Regions from separate parts of the Homo sapiens genome. Here regions 1 and 3 are each linked to region 2. Evidence: read pairs that join two places in POLR2A ChIA-PET (ENCODE). Cell type or tissue: OCI-LY7. All regions are shown on one strand. Links, peaks and the distances in the headings refer to the core of each region. The heading gives the core; the rest is flanking DNA. Region 1 overlaps TDRD5 (tudor domain containing 5). Region 2 overlaps AXDND1 (axonemal dynein light chain domain containing 1). Region 3 overlaps AXDND1 (axonemal dynein light chain domain containing 1).

Region 1 (8,086 bases), core at 1,656-6,655, 180 kb after region 2:
CCTATTTTTAGATTATTTTGATTTCTTTTGACATTTCCTGTGCCAAAGAAGCCTGAAACCAGCCTGTTTTTCTTCCTTTGTAGGTAAGCTGGCTAACTGCATGCTTGTCAAATTCTTTTTCTTTGAAATTCAGAAAGATTATCATGAATTGTTCAGTTATTTCTCATTCTTTTCATCAAAGAAAGTCTTCATTTTTTAAAATGGCTTTTGTTAAATTGACCTCCAGAAAAGTATCAATATATGTTTCAACTCAGAGTGTGGTAGTGTCTTTTTTTTCCATACTTTCTAATTATATAACTCTTAGGATTCTGTGTGGTTATTAACTCAAATGTCAATCCTTGAAAGATGGTTAAGTACAAAAATTTTTTCTCATCAAAAAGCTAAACATAGAGTCTGATTGTTTCACATCCATTTTTGGTTACTGACAAAGTTGATTTTTTTTAGTCAGCCATTTTTATTACTTTTAAGTTACTTTTAAATTCATTTTAATGTTTTTTAAGACGGGTCTCCCCTGGTTAGTCTCCTTTCAGACTTTTTTTCTATTTTTTTCCTGAAAGTTTAGAATTGTTTTTGTAAGTTCCAAAATTTCAATGAGATTTCTTAGAATTAAGTTTAAAATTTTTGAAGAGACTTCATGCATTTCATTAAGTGTATTCATTCATTGACATGTTGTAGTTGTCTATTTATTCAAGTATTAATCTTATGCCTTTCATTGCAGATATTTAGTTTTCTTTATTAGAGTTTGGCACATTTCTCGAAATTGTATTCTTAGATATTGTATGTTGTGATACTTTTTTTTTTTTTGATGGAGCCTTGCTCTGTCACCCAGACTGGAATGCAGTGGTGTGATCTCAGCTCACTGCAACCTCCTGGGTTCAAGCTATTCTGCTGCCTCAGCCATCCAAGTAGCTGGAATTACAGGGGTTGCCACCATACTTGGCTAATTTTGGTATTTTTTGGTAGAGATGGGGTTTCATCATGTTGGCCAGGTTGGTCTCGAATTCCTGACCTTGAATGTCTGCCTCGGCCTCCCAAAGTGCTGGGATTATAGGTATGAGCCATCATGCCTGGCTAGTTGTGATACTGTTTTTGCCATTAAGACTGGAACTCTAAGTGTTCATGGTTCAGAAAGAAAGAAATTGACTATTAAATATTATTTTGAAACTACCTTAGCAAACTTGGTTGTTTCAATAGTTTTCCCATAGGTTTTCCAAGTAGACTACCCTACCATTTATGAACAGTAGATTTGCTGTGCCCTTTTCAGTATTTAAAGTTCTTATTTCCATTTTCTAAATTTATTGTGCTGACTAAAAGTTCCAAAAAAAATTAATTATAATGTATATTTCTTTTTTCAGAAACTTCCCACTCTATAGAATTTAGCAGGAAGACTCTGCCTTTTAACTGTGAGAGCCAGGCAATAACGAATGCAGAGTTGAGGACATTTGCTCATGGCATGGCTCCAAGTTGAGGAGTGAGAGAGATGCAGATACACTTTCTTCTATCTTTTCTTTGAGTTTCATCCTGAGTTTTGCAGCTCTAATAATTCCTCATAGATGCAGCCTAATAACCACATTTCACTTCCAGTTGAAGTTTTTGCCACCAGAACAATTTAAATCTTGTTCTGAGAGGGGGTGTGGGTTCTAATTCCCAAACTATGTATTTTAATTTATGGTAGGACAAACACTACAAAATTATCAGACCTCACATAATCCTATTTACAAAAAGTGCAACTTTCCATTTCTTCAAAACTGTAGATCTATTAGTTTGTTAGGTGTTCCCTCAAAACTCTACAAGTTTGTGTTTTTATGTGCATAGAAAAATATATTACAAAATTAAAGTGTAAACTTTTTTCTTTTTGATCATCTGTATCTTTTGTTCTTCCAAAGTGAACATGCATCATTTTTGTCACAAGAAAATATTATTAAAATGAAGAAAAAAAAGTTTTTCCTTTGTAAAATGAGGATCAGAATGTCTTCACTTTCCTCTTGCAAGAGAAACAGGCTGGCTTGGCCTTTTGTATCCCACCCCTGCCCATTGCTTTATTTCACAAAGCAATGTGTTAGAACAGTTTAAAGCCTCTTTTGAAAGGCGTTCAATTTTCTTTATTTTGACTTCTTGAGAGGGAATTTAGAGGAGAAATGAACATTTTAATGGGTGAATAGCATATGAATTTAGCTATATTTTCTAGTGGGTGAAGCCTCAGATGCTGTGTCCAGCCCAGGTCATCAGAATTTTCTGCATTGTGTGTAGTTCTAGACCACAGATTACGTTGCTTTCTATTAATAGGTATTTACCTTTAAGAGTAGCAATTTGTCAAGGAACAGAGATCTGGCATTTCTAGGATCTCTAGTCTTAATACCATTTAAGAGTACATCATCCTGCCAGGTGCAGTGGCTCATGCCTGTAATCCTAGCACTTTGGGAGGCGGAGGTGGGTGGATCATTTGAGGTCAGGAGTTCAAGACCAGCCTGGGCAACATGGTGAAACCCCATGTCTACTAAAAATACAAGAATTAGCTGGGGTGTGGTGGCACATGCCTGTAGTCCCAGCTACTCAGGAGGCTGAGGTAGGAGAATCTCTTGAACCCAGGAGGCAGAGGTTGCAGTGAGCCGAGACTGTGCCATTGCACTGCAGCCTGGGTGACAGAGTGAGACTTTGTCTCAAAAAAAAAAAAAAAAAAAAAGAGTACCCCATTCTACCTATTCCCTGCCCCCTCTGTCTTACAGATTCAAGACCTTATTGTAACATTCACCATGAGATTAAGGTAGATAAACTTGGACTTATAAATAAATATCTTCTCATCTAAATGAAATCAGGGTGGTCTTAGTTTGCACCTAACTTTTAATTTGCACCTAAACAATTGATAGTTTTTACATGAATTAGATGCTTTGCTTGGCATTGCATATAAGAGGTGAAACATTTTATTTCACCTGATAACCTGACTCAACTGTAGTTCAAGAGTATCCTTCATAAATAATTGGATATATTAACAATTATCAGAAGGAGCTATTCAGTGGGTTAATTAATGCAGTTCTCTGGGGGTTATATTCTCTGGCCAACTTAGAGTAGCTTTTCTGTAGCTGTTTTCCCACAAGTTCAGATGAAGTATTTAGTATGGCAAATCAAATTCCATACTGCCTGGCTTTAGTCAAATAAGTCAGACCCTACATAATCCTATTTATAGGGTCTTAGTTCTGGCTGCTATAACAAGCTACCGCAAACTGGGTGGCTTGTAAACAACAAATATTTATTTTTCAACATTCTTGGAAGCATGGATTTTTCAACATCTTGAAGTCAAAGATCATGGCTCTGGCATATAAGGTGTCCAGTGAGATCCTTCTTCCTCATTCATAGATAGAGGTCTTTCATTGTGTCCCCACAATGCAAAAGGGGCAAGGGATCTCGCCAAGGCCTCTCTAATAGGGGCACTAATCCCATTCATGGGGGCCTTTCCCTCATGATCTAATCAGCTCCCAAAGGCTCCACCTCCTAATACTATCACCTTGGGGGTTAGGATTTCAACTTAGGGATTTGGGGAGTGGGGAGTAGAGAGGGATACATCTATACTATAGCATATACCTAACAAATATTTAAGCAGCTGAAAGCATTGGTGCTGTATGTTTCTGTGCCAGTTTTGTGATCTTTGTAAGAAATGTATTAATGTTTTCCCATATGGCCAAAAGGTCTGAAGTATATTCATCTGAGATGTGACTTCTGTTTCTTTCTGCTTTTAGCCATGTGCATCCTCTTTCCAAAGTGCTTTCATCATTAGATAATGTTTCTAAATTATCCAGGTGTCTGTTTTTAAATTTTTTTATTACAAAAGTAATATAGATTGATTACAGAAAACTTGAAATACAGAAAAGCACAAAAGAAAATAAAGATCACCTGTGTACTCTTATCACATGAAAATTTGACTTAAAAAATTAAAATCATTCTGGTTCTTAGTTTGTGACCTGCTTTTTTTCCTCTTATGCATTGCGAATGTGCCACATTACTAAATATTCTAATGCAACATAATTTTAAATGATGGTATCAATGTGCCATGATTTTAAATGATGGTGTGAATGTGCCATAATTTTAAATGATGATATGAATGTGCCATAATTTGACTTGTAGCCTAAGTTGGGCATTTGCTCTATTTTCAGTTTTTGCTATTAAAAATAACCTTATGATGAAAATCTTGCTCAAGTATGCACACATCTCTGTTACTCCACAGGATAAATTTCTAGAAGAGCCATCATTGATTGAAAGGAATGTTTACTTTTATGGCTTATCTTGTATGTGGCTAGGTTGTCATCCATAAGAATTGTTTCAGTTGACACTCACATAGATTGTGTGTGTGCTCCTTTCCTTGTACCTTTGCTGGTACTCAGTACAAATGGAGTTTCCTTCAGAGATCCCTCCCCACCCACCTGCATTTCCTTTCTGATACCTTCAGGTGTATTATCCTTTTGTGACACTCGGGGGAGGGGGGGTTTAAAAATATTTTTAATTGATGAGTAAAAATTTTATATATGGTGCACAACTTGATGTTTCGATGTATGTATACATTGTGGAATGGCTAAATCAAGCTGTTTGACATGTATTACCTCACATACTTGTCATTTTTTGTGATGAGAACACTTAAAATTTACTCTTAATTTTCAAATACACAATATATTGTTAAGTGTAGTCAACATGATACACAATAGATCTTTTGAACTTACTCCTCCTAACTGAAAGTTTGTGTCCTTTGGCCAATGTCTTCTCAATCCTCCCACCCCTCAGTGTCTGGTAACCACGATTTTACTCTGTGTCTACAAGTTTGACTTTTATGCACTTCCCATATAAGTAAGATCATGTGGACTCTGGGTTTTTTCATTATAATAATTGTAATTACATATATATATGATCGATTCAGGTCTATCTCTGCAAGTTCCATGAGGACAGGGACCATATCTAGCTTATTTACCTCTGTATATCCAGCACTTAATACGGTGTACAGCACATAGTATGATCTCAATACCTATTTGTTGAATGAGTAAGTGGGTATTTTTAAAATTTTATAATTTGATGGGCAAATAACTGTCTCTGTTAACGTGTATGTATTTGAGGTTGAACTTTATGCTTTAATTTGCTACTTAGTCTTCTATTTTATTGCCTATTCATGTTTTGATTCATTTTTCTGAAGAGTATATCTTTTTGATTGAAAGCTCTTTCTCTTCTGAGGTCCTATAAGCTCCTATCTGAATATAGCATATTTTATCACTTTCCATCTTCATTTTCTAGTTCTATCTCATTCGCTTGGTTTATTCCCCATTCTTCATGTTTGATGTATAGCATCTGACACTAAAAGCGTTGTTGAAATCACTGATTACCTCCCAATCTTACTTTTCCATTCCACATTATAACTTCTGCCCTCTATAATTATAGATATCCCTAACTTTTCCTGGGCTTTAAAAAATCTCCACTGCATTCAGTTTAAAGTCACCTTAATTTAGACATTTTGCTTGAGGTAAACTTTTTTTTTTTTTTAACTTTTTTCAGAAGCATTCTATTCCTAGCTAAAAGCTCATCATTTTGCTATCTTAAACCTGAGATTGGCAAATATGTTCTCTAACAGATTACATAGTAAATATTTGAGGCTTTGCAGGCTAAATATTCTCTGCTTTTACTAAACATTGTCCTTATAGCACTAGGGCAGCCATAGGCAATATATGAATGAGTGAATATGGCTGTGTTCTAATAAAACTATGGACACTGAAATTTGAATTTCATATAATTTTCACATGTCACAAATAATACCTTTTCCCACAGCCATTTAAAAATATAACCATTCTTAGCTTATGGGAAGCACAAAAAGAGGCCATAATTTGCTGACCTTTGTCATAAGCCATGATCCAGAGAGACACATCAAGTCTGTAATCACCATCCTGCCATTTACCTCCCAGTTTTCCAAGCTTTTATAATTGATTAAAAAACAACAAAAGCCTACCTCTTTGTTCCACGGTACTTTTGTTTCCTACATAGAACTTGAGGTCCTTGAGGCTGTTTCTCTGGTCTCATCATTCATCCCTGTAGAATCAGTGATTCCTTCCTCTCCATTGTCTTTCCTAATTTCTCTGGATTCCACCTTTGTCATATCCCTTCTTTTTCTATTCTCTCCCAGCACCCCAGTTAAAACTCTTGCCTAGAGAGTTGCAGTGGTTTCCTAACTGGTTGTCCACCCATCCAATCTAATTTTCTGTTGCCAGATTACAGTTCTGATAATCTGTCTCCCTTGCTAAAAATCTCTAGTATCAGTATCTCTGTTTTTGCTTGTATAACCAAGAAAAACTCCTTAGCTTGGCATTTAAGGTATTCTGTAATAGGACATTAATCCACCTTTCTAGTTTTTCTTTCACTATTTCCCTAATGCCTTAGGCAAACTATTTTATTCAATTTTCTTTATGAAGTTCCTTCTACCTTCAATGTTCTCTCTACCATGTCTGTCTGCAGAATTCTCTCCATCCTGCAAGATCCTTATAAAAGGAAGCCTTCTGGCACTTACAGCCTTAGGTTATAGATGTTTATGCGTTGATCTCACTTCCCTACTTAATTTTAAGTGCCCTGAGAGGAATTACACCATCAAAGGTAATCTTTTTTTGTCCCTGAAACACCTAGCACAGTGATAATTTAATACATTATTGTTATTGAATCTGCAAATGGGAGGAACCTTCGGATGGAAAGATCAGTTATATTTAGAAAGATTATCTTACTGTTCACTGGGAGAGCTTTAGGAAATTATCTCATGGCAACTACAGAAGAAATGTAAAGAATCTAAGACTAAGGGCTAGGTACCTTTTGTTAAAGCTAACGATATAATCATAGGTATCTAATCCTCTCCTTCCCAGACCCATGGAAATGCCCAAGAAAATGTGAAAATAGGGGAAAACCCTCATAAACTTGATAGGGAGCCATGTACTTGCCAAAACTTGGAGGGGCTTCTGCTGAATGCTGTGCCAATGGTATTGGATGAAAAGAAGAGTAGTCAGTTCCAGAGGGAGAATCCTGCCATGTAAGCGCTGCTTGCCAGAGGAGCAGGCAAGGGTCATGCTCACACCATGTGCCAGGCATTATGTTATGCACTCTTCGTGCCTCATCACATTTAGTTTTCTTGTCAGCCTTGTGAGAGATGGAGATTATCTTCATTTTTCAGGTGAAGAAACTGAGACCTAAAAGGTTACACAGTTTGTAAGTAATGTCAGGCCAAGTAAGAGAAGAAAGACCAAAAGAAACAGTTTAGAAGGAAAAAGTATTAATAGTGATTGTGTCTGGGTGGTAGGATTTTAGGTAATTGGTATTTTTCTTTATATCTTTGTGACTTAACTTTTTTTTTTTACATTCAGTTATCTACTTTAATGTCGATTGAACAAAACTCTACAATCTTTCACTCTGCTTTAGTTCTCCTGCTGTGGCTGTTCACTGGACCTTGGCTAAATGGATGTTCTCCCTGCTACTTTCTGATCACATCCTCCTGTCCTTCCAGCTTACTTCTCAATTATTCCCATGCATGATCATTTTATTTTAGTGGGGCCTCTGTATGCCATTGACTTCTCTCTACTAAAATCCTCAGACTCTACTGTCTTAACTCAGATTCCTCCTGTCCTGACTTCCTACCTGCTAAGTTTAGATTATCATCCAATATTTCCTTAACTTTATTTTCCCACCTTTTCTACTTTCTCAAATGTCTGACCTCCCTCCTCTTTCCTTTTACTTTCAGGAGTGGGCCTTGCTTCTGAACTCAGAGAATGCAGGAGCTATCAGATTTTAACTCTCTGTACCTTCTGACTCCACATTCACAGAGCCTTTCTTTGTACCCTTACCTTTTCCCCCACTCTCTTTGCTTCTATTACAACAGAAAAACTTTTCCTTCCTGTCCTTTAGGGCCAGTTGTCCCACCGTCCAGGGACGTTCCACCATCCCATCTCTTCCCTGCATTAGGCATTCATTAAGTATGTTTTCAATAAACATGGAGTACTTTTATAAATAGGAGAAAATTAGTAACAAAAATTCTTTCTGGGTAAGAGTATGGGATTGAGTAATAGACTCTAGAATAATTGTT
Region 2 (8,086 bases), core at 1,301-6,300:
TGCATACATATTTAGGATAGTTAGCTCTTTCATTGAATTGATCCCTTTACCATTATGTAATGCCCTTCTTTGTCTTTTTTGATCTTTGTTGGTTTAAGGTCTATTTTGTCAGAGACTAGTGTTGCAACCCCTGCTTTTTTTGCTTTCCATTTGCTTGGTAATTAATAACCTACCAACCAAAAAAAGCCAAGGACCACACAGATTCACAGCCAAATTCTACCAGAGGTACAAAGAGGAGCTGTTACCATTTCTTCTGAAACTATTCCAAACAATTGAAAAGGAGGGACTCCTCCTTAACTCATTTATGAGGCCAGCATCATCCTGATACCAAAACCTGGCAGAGACACAACAAAAAAAAGAAAACTTCAGGCCAGTATCCCTGATGAACATTGATGCGAAAATCCTCAATAAAATACTGGCAAACCGAATCCAGCAGCACATCAAAAATCTTATCCACCATGATCAAGTCGGCTTTATCCCTGGGATGCAAGGGTGATTCAACATACACAAATCAATAAATGTAATCTATCACATAAACAGAACCAATGACAAAACCCACATGATTATCTCAGTAGTTGCAGAAAAGGCCTTTCACAAAATTCAACATCCCTTTATGTTAAAAACTCTCAATAAACTAGGTATTGATAGAACATATCTCAAAATAATAAGAGCTATTTATGTCAAACCCACAGCCAATATCATACTGAATGGGCAAAATCTGGAAGCATTCCCTTTGAAAAGACAAGGGTACCCTCTCACCTCTCCTATTCAACATAGTATTGGAAGTTCTGGCCAGGACAATCAGGCAAGATAAAGAAATAGAGAGTATTCACATAGGAAGGGTAGAGGTCAAATTATCTCTGTTTGCAGTTGACATGATTCTATGTTTAGAAAACCCCATCGTCTCAGCCCCAAAACTCCTTAAGCTGATAAGCAACTTCAGCAAAATCACAGGAAACAAAATCAACGTGCAAAAATCACAAGCATTTCTATGCACCAACAATATACAAGCAGAGAGCCAAATCATGGATTAACTCCCATTCATAGCTGCTAAAAAGAGAATAAAATACCTAGGAATACAGCCAATAAGGGATGCGAAGGACCTCTTCAAGGAGAACTACAAAACACTGCTCAAGGAAATAAGAGAGAACTGAAACAAATGGAAAAACATTCCATCCTCATGGATAGGAAAAATCAATATTGCGAAAATGGCCATACTGCCCAAAGTAATTTATAGATTCAATGCTTTTCCCATCAAGTTAGCATTGACATTCTTCACAGAATTAGAAAAGACTACTTTAAATTTCATATGGAACCAAAAAAGAGCGCATATTGCTAAGACAATCCTAAGAAAAAGAACAAAGCTGGAGGCATCATGCTACCTGATTCAAACTATGCTACAAGATGACAGTAACCAAAACGTCATGGTACTGGTACCAAAACAGACATATAGACCAATGGAATAAAACAAACAGAGACCTGAGAAATAACACCACACATCTACAACCATCTGATATTTGACCAACCTGACAAAAACATGCAATGGGGAAAAGGTTCTGTTTAATAAATGGTGCTAGGAAAACTGGCTAGTCATATGCAGAAAACTGAAACTTGACCCCTTCCTTACATCTTATATAAAAATTTACTCAAGATGGATTAAAGACTTTAAAATCCCAAACAATAAAAACCCTAGAAGAAAATCTAGGCAATACCATTCAGGACATAGGCATGGGCAAAGATTTTATGATGAAAATGCCAAAAGCAATTGCAACAAAAACCAAAATTGACAAATGGGATCTAATTAGACTAAAGACCTTTTGCATAGCAAAATAAACTATCATCAGAGTGAACAGGCAGCCTACAGAATGGGAGAAAAGTTTTGCAATCTATCCATCTGACAGAGGTCTAATATCCAGAATCTATAAGGAACTTAAACAAATTTACAAGAAAAAAAAATGAACAACCCCCTCAAAAAGTGGGCAAAGGATATGAACAGACATTTCTCAAAAGAAGACATTTATGTGGCCAACAAACATGAAGAAAAAAAAAGCTCAACATCACTGATAATTAGAGAAATGCAAATCAAAACCACAATGAGATACATCTCATGCCAGTCAGAATGGTGATTATTAAAAAGTCAAGAACCAATAGATGCTGGTGAGGCTGTGGAGAAATGGGAATGCCTTTACATTGTTGGTGGGAATGTAAATTGGTTCAACCATTGTGGAAGACAATGTAGTGATGCCTCAAGGATCTAGAACTAGAAATACCATTTGACAGCAATCCCATTACTGGGTATATACCCAAAGGAAGATAAATCATTCTACTGTAAAGACACGTGCACATGTATATTTATTGCAGCACTATTTACAACAGCAAAGACATGGAACCAACCCAATGCCCATCAATGGTAGACTGGATAAAGAAAATGTGGTACATATACACCATGAAATACCATGCAGCCATAGAAAGGAATGAGATCATGTCCTTTGCAGGGACATGGATGAAGCTGGAAGCCATCATCCTCAACAAACTAACACAGGAACAGAAAACAAAACACTGCTTGTTCTCACTCATAACTGGGAGTTGAACAATGAGCACACATGGACACAGGAAGGGGAAAAACCACACACTGGAGCCTGTTGGAGGGTGCAGGGGCAAGGGGAAGGAGGGCATTAGGACAAATAGCTAATGCATGCTTGGCTTAAAACCTAGATGATGAGCTGATAGGTGCAGCAAACCACCATGGCACACGTATACCTGTGTAACAAACCTGCACATTCTGCACATGTATCCCCAAACTTAGAGTAAAAAAAAAAAAGTCTATGTTGAACACAAAAAGCTCGGTAGATATCAGCTTTACACTTTTTTCTTCTTTGAATATATATTTGCTTATGCAGGGTAAAGATTAGTAACTTTTGCTTTCATGTGTAGCTTAAAATGACAGCTCTACTGTATATTACATTGTAAAGCTTTGTTTCTCCCAACATATGTCTTCTTCATCTATAAAAGAGACACTCACTGAAAAAAAAAAAAAAAAAAGGAAAGAAATTAGGAAAATCTCCTTGGGTGGCAGTGAGTGTAACCCGCACAGACCTAGGGGGACTGAACAAAGGGGGGCAAATGTGGGAATAAAAGACAAAAGAGTATATTTGGAAGAAGGGGTCGGGGGCACCTTGCCTCTAGTGGACAAGGACCCTGAGCTTTACAAAGCCCTCTGTATTTATTAGGCAAAAGAGATAGCGAGAAAGGGGGCGGGTGATTGTCGGGTAATTGTCAGTGGGCCATTTGGTTCTCAGCAGGCTTGCGAGACTGCATCCTTTGAACAATAGGTGCTAGATTTCTCAGTAGGTAACTTCAAGGAGCCTGGTGGCAGGGAGTGATGTCCTTCAGCAAACCTTTTGGTGGCAGGCGCAGTGTGAGTTTGCTCACATCCTGCCTTCATGATAAAGTTTGCTGTTTGATCATATAGCCGCCAGTGGAATGCTGAGTTGGTCACATCCCACAGGCCTTTGGCTCCCTACATATCCCCCTTTCTGTTTATGTATTAATTGAAAGAATGTAAGGCCAGGCTGGGCAGCTCTCATTTTCCAATTGGCGGTCCATCCGATTTTACAGACTATGAACAGAAGACAGAGACAAAACAACATTATTCCAAGAACTACATATAAGATGTTAAGGTGGTGCTTCAGATAGGTCCAAGGGTTGAGGCTCTCCAGGCCTTGCTGGAATTCAGTCCAGTCTTCAAAAGAAGGCTGAAATTCTTGAGTTTACCTATTTAAATCAAGAATTTTGTTTTGCAATTCACCAATATTAAAGGTAATGGCCGGGCATTGTGGCTCATGCCTGTAATCCCAGCACTTTGGGAGGCTGAGGTGGGTGGATCACCTCAGGTCAGGAGTTCAAGACCAGCCTGACCAGTATGGTGAAACCCTGTCTCTACTACAAATACAAAAATTAGCCAGGCATGGTGGCAGGTGACTATAATCCCAGCTACTCAGGATGCTGAGGCTGGAGAATTGCTTGAACCTGAGAGGCAGAGGTTGCAGTGAGCCAAGATCGTGCCACTGCACTCCAGCCTGGGCCACAGAGTGAGACTCCATCTCAAAAATAAGTAAATAAATAAATAAATAAATACATAAAAATAAAACAAAGGTGATGTTGGATGTGAAAGCTACCGGCAAATCGGCTTTCACAAGGTCCCACAGATACTTTGGTTATATTCTACGTTGGTGACACAAATATGAGTGTGATTAAAATGACAATGCATTTGCTGCTGCAACTGCAAGCTTTGTACTTGTTCCCCTAACCATAGGACCGTGGATTTTAACATTACCACTTCAATTTGTAACTCAGTGTTAATTTTATTCTGAAGTGGCCACGCTTGGTCGGCTGTGTGCATCCACTTCTTCAGGTACTGAGCTCTTTGAATAGAATCATGCAAAGCTACAGAGGACATCACAACAGAAGTTATTAGTGTGACCAAGGAAACAATAGCAAAAATTATCATGCTTAAGGCTCTAGGACACGATGAGTAAGCTGAGTTAGAAGTTTCACAAAATGCAAAGCAGGTGTGGCAGCCCAAGGCTCAGACAGATTAACAGGAATCCGTAGCCCAGGGATGCGACCTAAAAACCAAAAACCTGAAAGTAGGGATATTATGTGTTTGCAATGTGCTATGATTAATGCAGTGATATAACTGGCAAGATTTGCAGGTCAATTGGGTATTGTTTACCTGGAGCTGGTCCTTCCTAGCTGCCAAAAAAAGCGACTGTGTCGCTTACCATTGCTATTATTGGATAATATTCCAACCCAGATGTTGCCATTCATAAATGGGAGTGCTGCCTTCTATATCGTCTCTTGAATTGGTCCTTTCCTCCCTGGATAATGCCAGAGGAAAAGGTGGGCTAAAGCCTGCTCCATGCCAAGCAATCTGGGCGGCAGACTGGGATTGGATCTCGGTGTTGTATAAAGAAGAAGCATTAAAAGCTTGCTACCAATGCCAGCGAAGTTTGTGCTATGATTTCTGATTTTCATCTTTTCCATCTAATTGACCTTTAGGTCTCCAATCCACAATGTCTCCAGTTACCATAGATTGTTTTCTAGCCAGTGGACCAAGACACTGGGCCCACAGAAGGGGATAGGAGCTATTGAATGGAATCTATTCTGTATAATCAGCACAATTAGGGCGACTGGGCCAGGAATGGTTGGTGAGCACACCAGTTACATTAATAGAACCAAGACCTAATAAGTACATAATTTTTCCATAGTGACTCAACCATGTTTGAGCTTGAATTGTAAGACAGCTATGGCTGAGCGATGTCTGTGTAGTGATACACAAAGGAAGTCCTTCCAGTGGAAGGTATAATTAATGACATTATTCTGAGAATCTAACTGTTCTATGTCAGGGGGAGTTAGGGGTCCTGGAGCCTACTCTCCCTGATCATGACAAATCTCAGGAGGAGTTTCACTCCAAAGTTTAGGTCGTACTGCTGGGGGATTGGGAACATATGCCCAGTATGTTTTTGCCTCTGCACAGGGAAAACATACTGCACAGGACATTATGGCTAACATGGCCAAGAATATGGAATCAGGGGTTTTTGCCTGTCCCTGATGCTCCAGTAGTTTCTCAGCTTCCTGCATGGTTTTCTTGAGTTGTCCCCAGGTTATGAGGGTTGATGTCATCGTGACCCTTGTCAGCCTTCTCTCCGTCTTTGCACTCAGGCTCAGCTGGCTCATGGCTCGTACCGGAGGGACCGGGCCCATGGTTGGCCACCCTGGGTTCCTCCAGTCTCCCATTCCATGGCCACACGCACCTTGAGGGCACCCACATGGTTTCTCCATCTCCTGTAAAAACACAAGCATACCCTTGTCCCTACGTCAGTAAATCCACTGGACCTTTCCATTGTCCTTCTTCTGCAGATATCCGTAACATTTTCGGATAAATTTTCCTCTTTTCCTCTAACACTTGCCAGTGTCTTTCTGCTGGAGTCTTATCATTTGTACCAGGAGTCAAAAAATTTAAAGTAAATAAAGCTAAATATAGTTTTGATTGAGGTGGCAGTTGGCTTCCTATACCCCCTTTTTGTCTTTTCAACATGCATTGTAATGTTTGATGTGCCCACTCTATAATGCCTTGTCCTCTAGGATTATAAGGAATTCCTATTTTGTGGGTTATAGCCCAAAGCTGTAAGAAATTTTGAAAAGCATACTAGTATAAGCAGATCCATGGTCAGTTTTAATTGTTCAGGTATCCCATATGAGCAACTGATGACAGACAATGTCACTGTACATGACCAGCTGTCTCACCTGTTTGGCATGTAGCATGCAGCATATGAGAATAAGTGTCTATAGTCACATGAACATAGCTGAGCTTAGCAAAGGTTGCTATGTGTGTAACATCCATTTGCCAAATTTCATTTGGAGCCAAACCTCATAGGTTACAGCATTCTACAGGTGTGGCTCCAGGGAGACATGCTGGCAAGTAGGACTGGCTTGTATTATAGCCCTAGCTTGGCTGTGACATAAATGGAACAGGCGAGTAAGGGCAGAAGTATTTTGGTGCAGCAGCGTGTGAGACACTTGAGCTTGCTGAAACACAGAACCAATCAATTTGTCTGCTTCTCATTACCTAGAGATAGTGGCCCAGAAAGTTGTGTGTGAGAGCAAATAAGAGAAATGTGAAGAGAAGCTGCACGAGAGCGAATAACTTGTTGAAGTCTTAAAAATAAATTCAGCAGTTCTGGGTCTAGTATACTTTTAATTGTAGCAGTTTCTATGCGACCGGCTACATTTACAGCATAAGCTGAATCACAGACAATGTTGATAGGATCTGAAGCTGTGAGCTCTAAAACCTGAATGACTGTAATTAGCTCTGAGTGTTGAGCTGAAACCCCAGAGGTCATTATTGTTTGAGTATGTTTTGGTCCACAGATAGTGGCACAACCTTTGGAAGGGCCATCAATAAAATAAGTTTGTCCACCTGGAGTAGGGTGAGGGAATCAATGTACCTCCGGGAACCCATCCCTGAAACGGGGTTGAGGTCTGGACTAGGAATACTCTTACTGTGTGTGGGGCCCAAGTCCAGGCCCTTGTCTCGTTACCCGGCAGGAGAGTGCCATTCTGATGAATTTTGAGCAGCACTGATTGGCCCATTGATTTCCTTTGTTACAGCAAGGACAAAGTCCTGCGTTTTTTCCGTTGGGTGGGGCACAGCATTGTAAGGTCCTTTCTATCCTAACATATGGCGGCATTCCTTTTTAAAATGTCCAGTTTTTCCACAATTATAACATTTTCCCATTTTAGGGCTTGACCTTTGGCTCCTTTTAGATTTGTCAACTGCCAAATTAGCCATTGCTTGTGCTAACACTGCAGAGCAATGAAGCTCAGTTCCTACATCCTGACAAGCTCTGAGAAAATTTCCCAAGTTTTTTGTACACCTCACCAGTGCCAGTGCACATTTCCAATCCGCATTTGCATTCTCAAAAGCTAGAGTTAAGGTTAGCATTTCTGCGGCCACGGTATGAGGAATCTGACGCTTCACTGCCTCTTGTAATCTTGCAAGTACTTGCACATAGGGTTCCTGTGACACTTACATGTATGTAAAAAAGATTGTACTGGGACTCCCTCTTCAGGAATTGTGGCCCAGGCACATTTAGCGGCCTGTACACACTGCTGATAAGCAGCATCTGGGAGTGCCATTTAACATTCCAGGTCTGAATAAGGGCTATTACCTAACAGCATATCCTCTGTAATGTCTCCATTTCCAGCAGCATGGTTCTGTCTAGCCTGGTCTGCAGACATTTCTTGCCAATTTAAATTCCATATCAGATATGCGCTAGCAGACAAGCAAGTTCACGCCAAGTGTTTCTCATCAAAGGGTAAAAGACGCATAGCACCAAACACAGATTCTAGCAATCTTAAGGTGAATGGGCTCTGTACGCTATTATTTATCACACTTACTTTTAATTCCTTTAACAACTTAAACTCTAGTGGAGTGTGTTCATGAATAACCTGCTGTGGATTATTTGGATCAGGCCTTACGGAACTAGGAAAAGCACAAGGTCCTAAGGGCTCTCCAGCTATG
Region 3 (8,086 bases), core at 1,571-6,570, 58 kb before region 2:
AATAGCGATGGTGTTTCACTATATTGGCTAGGCTGGTTTTGAACACTTGACCTCAGGTGATCCGCCCATCTTGGCCCCCTAAAATACTAGGATTATAGGCGCGAGCCACCATGCCCGGCCCCAACATATTCTTTAATTATATGTTTGTGTATATGTGCATAAAATATTGTGTGTATAATATATGTCTAATTATATAAAATATATATAATGTATAACATATAATGTATAATGTATACATATGCATTATATATGTATATACAGGTATATACTGTACACATATATGTACATACATATATGTACATATATGTATATAATATATGCACATGTGTGTATCTACACACACATATATGTACATGAAGCATTCATCATTTTTAGCTAACAAAACAATTGTAATGGCCAACTTCTCCAGCATTTATTGGTGTGATAAGAACTGCTGTTCCATCATCCTGACAGCAGCTCATTCAGATCTTTGTGACTATGTAAAACCTCTAAGAGGGTGGAACAGAGAAAGAATCCGGAGGATTGGGAAATACAGCTCTAACATTTTTCCCCTGTACATATCCAAGAGAACCAGAATATCACAGCGCAGGACATCAATAGCTTGATGTCTTTTACTACCAATATATACGTTTAAAAATAGTTATGGTCCATGTTGTATATTTCAGGATCTTCCTGGGACACTAGAACTGGCCTGTTTCCACCAACCTCACATGCCACATCAGCTGCCAAATGGCATTGCCCTCAAAGCACACCCTCTCCCACCATTTCACAATATTGCAACTGTTATAGTCATTCTAAAATAATTTAAAATTTCATTTCATCCATAAAACCTTTCTAGCTTCTCTTAGACTAAAGCCCAACATGTTAAGCATGATTTGCAAGGCTCTCTGTGTTTAGTTCTCTAATTTCAACAATTTTATTCTTCATACTTCAACTGTATATTCAGTCATCCCTCATACTGAGGGATATGTGGGGGATTGGTTCCCAGACACCTGCAGATACCAGAATCTGTGTCCACTCAATTTCTGCAGTCAGCCGTACATGAGTCAGAAACTCATGTATATATATGGAAAGTTGGCCCTCTGTATATGAGGGTTTCATATCCGGTGAATACTGTATTTTCAGTCAGCGTTTGGTTGAAAAAATTCATGTATAAGCAGACCCATACAGTTCAAGGCTGTGTTGTTCAAGGGTCAACTATACTACATTTTCAGTTTGCCGAAGTCACCATGTGCTGTTGTGTCTCAGGACCTATGCATATGCTGTTCTCTACACTTTTCGGTTGCTTACCTAAATCCAAATCAGTTTCTTGTTCTCACTAATTGTTACTGCTTCCCGAAGTTTTCCCTGACTTGGTCTAAACTGTATTTGGGTGGTGTTGTTATTAGTTATTCCAGTAACATTCTATTCTCTGTTACAATGTCTTTATATTATACTTTTCTTTGGTTTGCGAATCTTCCCCTCTATATTGAAGGCTCCCCAATGGTAGGGACTGTGTCTATTTTAAGAAATAGTTCTATATTCCTTTCATCTAGCATATTTTCTGTCACTTACAATATGGTTAATAAATATTTGCTGAGCAAATTAATGAATTTTGGGCACGTTAATGTACAATCCTATAACCCAGGGCACCCAAATTTAATAATGTAGTTTTTTCTTTTTTTTTGAGATGGAGTCTCACTCTGTCACCCAGGCTGGAGTGCAGTGGCACGATCTCAGCTCACTGCAACCTTTGCTTCCCAGGTTCAAGTGATTCTCCTGCCTCAGCCTCCCAAGCAGCTGGGACTATAGGCACACACCACCACGCCCGGCTAATTTTTGTATTTCTAGTAGAGATGGGGTTTCGCCATATTGGTCAGGTTGGCCACAAACTCCTGACCTCAAGTGATCTGCCCCCTTCAGCCTCCCAAAGTGCTGGTGTTACAGGCATGAGCCACTGCAACTGGCCTTGAAATTGTAATATTTCTGTATTGTCATTCTTCACCACTAGAATCAGTTCCATGAGGGTAGGAACTTTTTATTTGCTTTTTTCACTATTAGTGTTCTTAGCTCGCAGTGCCAGGTATGCAGTAGATGCTGAATTAGTCTTTACTATGTAAACCAGTAAATACATTTGGAGTTTATAGAAGGATGTAATGGACAATCATTTCAGGGTACCATTGTAGTGATGAATTAATGCCTATTGTTTTCTGTCCTGGAAGTCTTAAAAGAGTCAATGACTCAAGATTCCGTCTCCTGGAAGAGTATATTTGGCCTAGCTTAGACCACTTGCCCACATCTTGGTTATCAGAGGATTTTTTTCTCCACTTTTCTGTATTTTGTTTTATTAAACTTCTTATTTTGAAATAATTTAAAGACTCACAGAAAAGTTGCAAATGTGATCAACCCTGGAAAACATTCCAGGGAAGCATGGTAGAAGATAACTGCTAAGAGATTGTTTAACTTGGCAGTGGTAATCACCATCAGCTTTCTAGAAAATAGTTTCAGAAGAGAGGTATGGGTGGAAATCAAATTGCAGGACAATTTTAGGAAGTTTGATGTTTAACACAAGTGATCGATGATAGATCAATCGATTGATCCATTGATAGATCATAATAACATGACAGCGGCCGGGCATGGTGGCTCATGCCTGTAATCCCAGCACTTTGGAAGGCCGAGGCAGGTCACCTGAGGCCAGGAGTTTGAGACCAGCGTGGCCAACGTGGCAAAACCCCATCTCTACTAAAAATACAAAAAATTAGCCAGACATGATGGCACGTGCTTGTAATCCCAGCTACTTGGGAGGCTGGGCAGGAGAATTGCTTGAATCCGGGAGGTGGAGGTTGTAGTGAGCTGAGATTTTGCGCCATTGCACTCCAGCCTGGGCGACAGAGTGAGACTCTGTGTCAAAATAATAATAATGATAATAACAATCACAACATGACAGCAATACATGTTCAAGGAAATATTTTTAGAAGGGGAAAAAGTTTATTATAGGTCAAAGGGGATGTAGAGTTGGAGATACACAGAAGTTAGGACTGATGGAATGAGACTCCTGAGGATATGGGCAAAGATGGAATCAAGCACCTAAGTGGAGGGAATAGCCATAGGAAAGAGAATATATTTTAACCTCATACTGAAGGAAAGGAAAGAGTTTGTGATATGAATGAGAAATTTCAGGTGGAGAAGAGAAAGAATGTGGGGGAACTCATGTTTAATGCCTCAGTCTTAGTAAAGTGTTATGTAAGGAGATCAGTTTTGCTGACACAGAGGACCATCTTACCCATTAGAAGGATATGTGTGGATCTCACCTGCTGTTATGTGGTATCCAGATAGAAAATTTGTTTTGTAAATATATTTTTCTTACTTTTTAGGGATATTTCTTTTCTGTACGATGTAACATATGCCAAAGGACAGACTAGGGAGAAGGCAGTTTGTCCCCCACATTTGGCCCGTTCATTACAGTCACATGATGGTGTCATTGTGCCCCATAAGGTAAATAAAGTATTTGACAAATAATCTTCTCTCCCTCTGTCTACTTTTAAAAATCATTTTAAAATGATTTTTAATATAAATATAAAATATAAAACAACGTCATACTATAACAACCTGCATTGCTCACCAATCTTCATAGCATTTTCAAATTACTTCTTAAAATGGGAAAAGGGTATTTAGCAGGAAAAGATCAAAATGTCTTATTTTAAGCCATTTTGCGAACCACAGTTAATCTGTTTTAATCTAAAAAACACAGCGTGGGAGATTATATTGTTTTTCCCTTAGAAATCCACATATAAAGTTGTAGGATTCTTATCTTTGGTATCTTGCTAAGTTGAATTTTAAATTCCCTGCTGAATTTAAAGGAAAGGAATCAATAAACTTCTGAATATATGGGATACATGTAACTAATACTAGCACCAAGGTTATTCTTTAATTTATGGTTATTTTAGAGATGTGTGCTCTGGTTAGTTTTTGTCATTTGCTATGACCCACATTGCTAATATTGTTATTTCTCCAATCAAAATTTTTCAACTTAAAAAATAGTATCTCTTTAGGTTAGGAATTAGGATTTGTGCAAGTGAATTTTTTCTCTATTAATATATTCATTCTTTTATTTTGCTTTTCTTTTCTTTTAAGCCAAAGACACTAACAGATACTTTGATTCCTGAAGAATTTCATATTGTGTCAAGTACAGGAGTTTCAGGTTTGGAGTGTTATGATGAGTGAGTACTATGATATGTAAAAAATACCTGCCCCAGCTCGGTGGCCCATGCCTGTAATCCCAGCACTTTGCGAGGCCAAGGCGGGTGGATCATCTGAGGTCAGGAGTTCAAGACCAGCCTGGTCAACATGGTGAAAGTCCGTCTCTACAGAAAATACAAAAATATTAGCTGGGTGTGGTGGCGGGTGCCTGTAATCCCAGCTACTGGGGAGGCTGAGGCAGGAGAATCACTTGAACCTGGGAGGCGGAGGTTGCAGTGAGCCAAGATTGCACCATTACACTCCAGCCTGGGCAACAAGAGTGAAACTCCATCTCAAAAAAAAAAAAAAAAAAAAAGAAAGAATACCTGACAAGTTGAACTGTTTCCTCCTTCCCATACATAGAAGAACCTGAGAATAGTACACTCATATTCCTGAGCAATATATAAACTGAAATGAGGAAACATTTGAGCCAGCCATCCTAATACAATTAAGAAAGATACAAATTGGCAGGGCGCGGTGGCTCACGCCTGTAATCCCAGCACTTTGGGAGGCTGAGGCGAGCAGATCACGAGGTCGGGAGATCAAGACCATCCTGGCTAACACGGTGAAACTCCGTCTCTACTAAAAATACAAAAAAATAGCCGGGCGTGGTGGTGGGTGCCTGTAGTCCCAGCTGCTTGGGAGGCTGAGGCAGGAGAATGGCATGAACCCAGGAGGCAGAGCTTGCAGTGAGCTGAGATCGCGCCACTGCACTCCAGCCTGGGCGACAGAGTGAGACTCCGTCTCAAAAAAAAAATACATAAATGAAAGAAAAAGATACAAATTAAAAAAAATAAAAACTAAAAGTACTTAAAAGAGTTTGGGATGTTAGTGATTAAATTATTCATATTTTTTCCTGCCATTTAATTTTGAATTTTTTAAAAAATGGAACTTTGTTTGAATGTGTGACTATGCCCTTTAGGAATGATTTTGAGCAATGATTATGGAGACAAAGGAAAGTAGCCCTCTGAGCCAGCATCTCATAATCCATGCTCCAGGGCTTGGCTCCACATTGCAGACTCATTATCTTGTCATCTTTGATTCCTGTTTATGGGATTGAAAATAGGATCTTGCTTTTATTTTCTGAAACAACACTTGAATGTTTTATAGTTTAGAAAATGAGAACTTTGGACTAAGGTTTTATAATAAAATATCCAGAGGCTGTCACTCTTTTGATATTGTCTTTCCAATATGTATGTTATAATATATTGCATTTCATTGTGATGGTATGTTTCAGAACAATATTTTGCCCAAGAGAACCAAATGAAATTCATTTTTTGGGTAACCTTTTATTTTAATGTAATTTCAGACATAAAAATGTTGCAAAAATGGGAAAAGGAATGCCTATATACCCTCTACCTTGAGTCACTGGTTGTTTACACTTTGTCTCATTTGCTCTTAAACATACACAAGCATGCATACACATGCACATATTTTCAAACTATTTAAGAGTAAATAATCAAATACTTCTACCACCAAATACTTTAGTGTGTATTTCCTAACAACCCATTAGTTATAGATCTTTTGGTGACTTTTTTTTTTTTTTTTTTTTCTTTGAGACGGAGTTTCGCTCTTATTGCCCAAGCTGGAGTGCAATGGCATGATCTCGGCTCACTGCAACCTCCGCCTCCCAGGTTCAAGCGATTCTCCTGCCTCAGCCTCCTGAGTAGCTGGGATTACAGGCAGGCACCACGGTGCCTGGCTAATTTTTTGTATTTTTGGTAGAAACAGGGTTTCACCATGTTAGCCAAGCTGGTCTCGAACTCCTGACCTCAGGTGATCTGCCCGCTTTGGCCTCTCAAAGTGCTGGGATTACAGGCATGAGCCACAGCACATGGCTGATTTTTTTTTTTTTTTTTTGAGACAAAGTCTTGCTTTGTCACCTGGGCTGGAGGGAAGTGGTGCGATCTCGGCTCACTGCAACCTCCGCCCCTTGGGTTCAAGCAATTCTCATGCCTCAGCCTCCCGAGTAGCTGTGACTACAGGTGCCTGCCACCATGCCCAGCTAATTTTTGTAATTTTAGTAGAGATGGGGTTTCGCCATGTTGGCCAGGCTGGTCTCGAACTCCGGACCTCAGGTGACCCACCCACCTCGGCCTCCCAAAGTGCTGGGATTACAGGTGTGAGCCACTGCACCTGGCCTTGATGAATTTTTTAAAATTTCATCATTTCTTCTGTATGATCATTATTTCTTCTGCCAATTTGTTATTTGGCATTTTACCATATGGAATAATGGATTTCTATTTTATTTGATGGATTTTAATTCTTTACTATCATTATTTTATTTTATTTTTTGGAGATGGAGTTTTGCTGTTGTTGCCCAAGCTGGAGTGCAGTGGCGTGATCTTGGCTCACTGCAACCTCCACCTCCTGGGTTTAAGCGATTCTTCTGCCTCAGCCTCCTGAGTAGCTGGGATTACAGGCACGCGCCACCACACCTAATTTTTTTTTTTTTTTTTTTTTTGTATTTTTAGTAGCGACGGGGTTTCACCATGTTGGCCAGGCTGGTCTTGAACTCCTGCCTTGGCCTCTGAAAGTGCTGGGATTATAGGCATGAGCCACCACGCCCAGCCCTTTATTTTTATTTTTTATTTTTTTGAGACAGAGTCTCGCTCTGTCATGGGTGGAGTGCAGTGGCACGATCTCTGCTCACTGCAACCCCCGCCTCCCAGGTTCAAGCAATTCTCCTGCCTCAGCCTCCTGAGTAGCTGGGATTACAGGCGCCTGCCACCATGCCCGGCTAATTCTTTTGTATTTTTAGTAGAGACGGGGCTTCATCATGTTGGCCAGGCTGGTTTCGAACTCCTGACCTCAAGTGATCTGCCCGCCTCAGCCTCCCAAAGTGTTAGGATTACAGGTGTGAGCCACCATGCCCGGCCCATTATTTTGATGCTCAAATTTTTCCAGATTTGGCCAATGGCCAAAGGCTGCTCCTTTGAGCTTTCTCTTGTGTTCTTTGGCCATGTCCCGATGATTATTTGAACACTTATTTTCTGGCTTGATAAGACTTCCAGGTTCATCTTGTATTTTCCAACTCCAGCCCTGGAATGGGTGGTGAGTCACTTCTCCAAGCAGTACTCATTCCTTTTAGTGGAGAATGGTACTTAGAAACCAAGATTCTGGGGGTTAGTTGTGCTAATTGATAAACAGGCCAGAAAATTTTCTTAAAATAACATTTACCTATCTTATTTATTGTAGCAAATACACTACTCTCCTCACAGATAGTGAAAACAGGCTATTGCTCTTCCCATCCATGTAAGTACAGTTTATTTTCTAAAGTCTTTCTCAGAAAGAATACCTATATACATACACATTTCTTGGTACTTTATTAAACAAAATTATTAAAATTATAGCAGCAACCCAAGGCAATAATTGCCTACAAGTTCATCATCTAATCAGTGTTTTCGTTTTTACAATTGTATATTCAATGTTTATATATTTCATTTGTCTAATTGCATATTAAATTTTACATATTTACATATATAGCATAATATTTAAATATGATAAAGTACTTTTATATTCTATGTTTAACCATTAGTATTTCTCCATTTTGCTATAGTCTTTTTTTTCCTTTTCTTTGTCCCTTTTCTTCTCTCACATTGTGAGGTAACCAATGTTAAAAGTTTGATGTTTATCTCCCTACATTTTTTCTTTTTCTATGTTCTTACACTGCTATATGATAGGTATATAGAATTTTTTTTGGGGGGAAGCATTATTTTCTTTTATGAAAAAGAGAATCATACTATTTGCATTTTTCTTCCTTTTTTCTACTATATTATTGATCTCCCAATAGATTAATAGACACAGGTCTAATGCTTAAAATGCCATTAATATCCCAGAGAGCATATATATTCTCTTTACACATATT

The links. Peaks named below come from ENCODE experiments on the same cell type or tissue, not always from the same donor. Only the 100,000 strongest peaks of a DNase experiment are listed, where the experiment ranks them.
Region 1: POLR2A ChIA-PET joins it to region 2 with 6 read pairs; 2 of 35 experiments call an interaction of 5 or more read pairs at or near these places.
Region 3: POLR2A ChIA-PET joins it to region 2 with 7 read pairs; 3 of 35 experiments call an interaction of 5 or more read pairs at or near these places.

What each region holds. Positions count from the first base shown.
Region 1 is chr1:179,610,274-179,618,359 of GRCh38, forward strand. The region is part of intron 4 of TDRD5 (tudor domain containing 5); the gene reads left to right. Among named protein-coding and RNA genes, the nearest start is that of TDRD5, 22 kb to the left of the region's middle. In OCI-LY7, for the core only: no CTCF peak of the experiment used is centred there; no DNase peak of the experiment used is centred there.
Region 2 is chr1:179,434,046-179,442,131 of GRCh38, forward strand. All of the region lies in intron 15 of AXDND1 (axonemal dynein light chain domain containing 1), which reads left to right. Among named protein-coding and RNA genes, the nearest start is that of AXDND1, 72 kb to the left of the region's middle. RefSeq lists an enhancer at 7,209-7,709. In OCI-LY7, for the core only: no CTCF peak of the experiment used is centred there; DNase peaks (open chromatin) are centred at 3,366 and 4,386; H3K4me3 peaks cover 1,807 bases; H3K27ac peaks cover 2,924 bases.
Region 3 is chr1:179,375,284-179,383,369 of GRCh38, forward strand. AXDND1 (axonemal dynein light chain domain containing 1) reads left to right here. Exons shown (of 26, transcript NM_144696.6): 5 at 3,354-3,474; 6 at 4,114-4,199; 7 at 7,417-7,473. Among named protein-coding and RNA genes, the nearest start is that of AXDND1, 13 kb to the left of the region's middle. In OCI-LY7, for the core only: no CTCF peak of the experiment used is centred there; no DNase peak of the experiment used is centred there.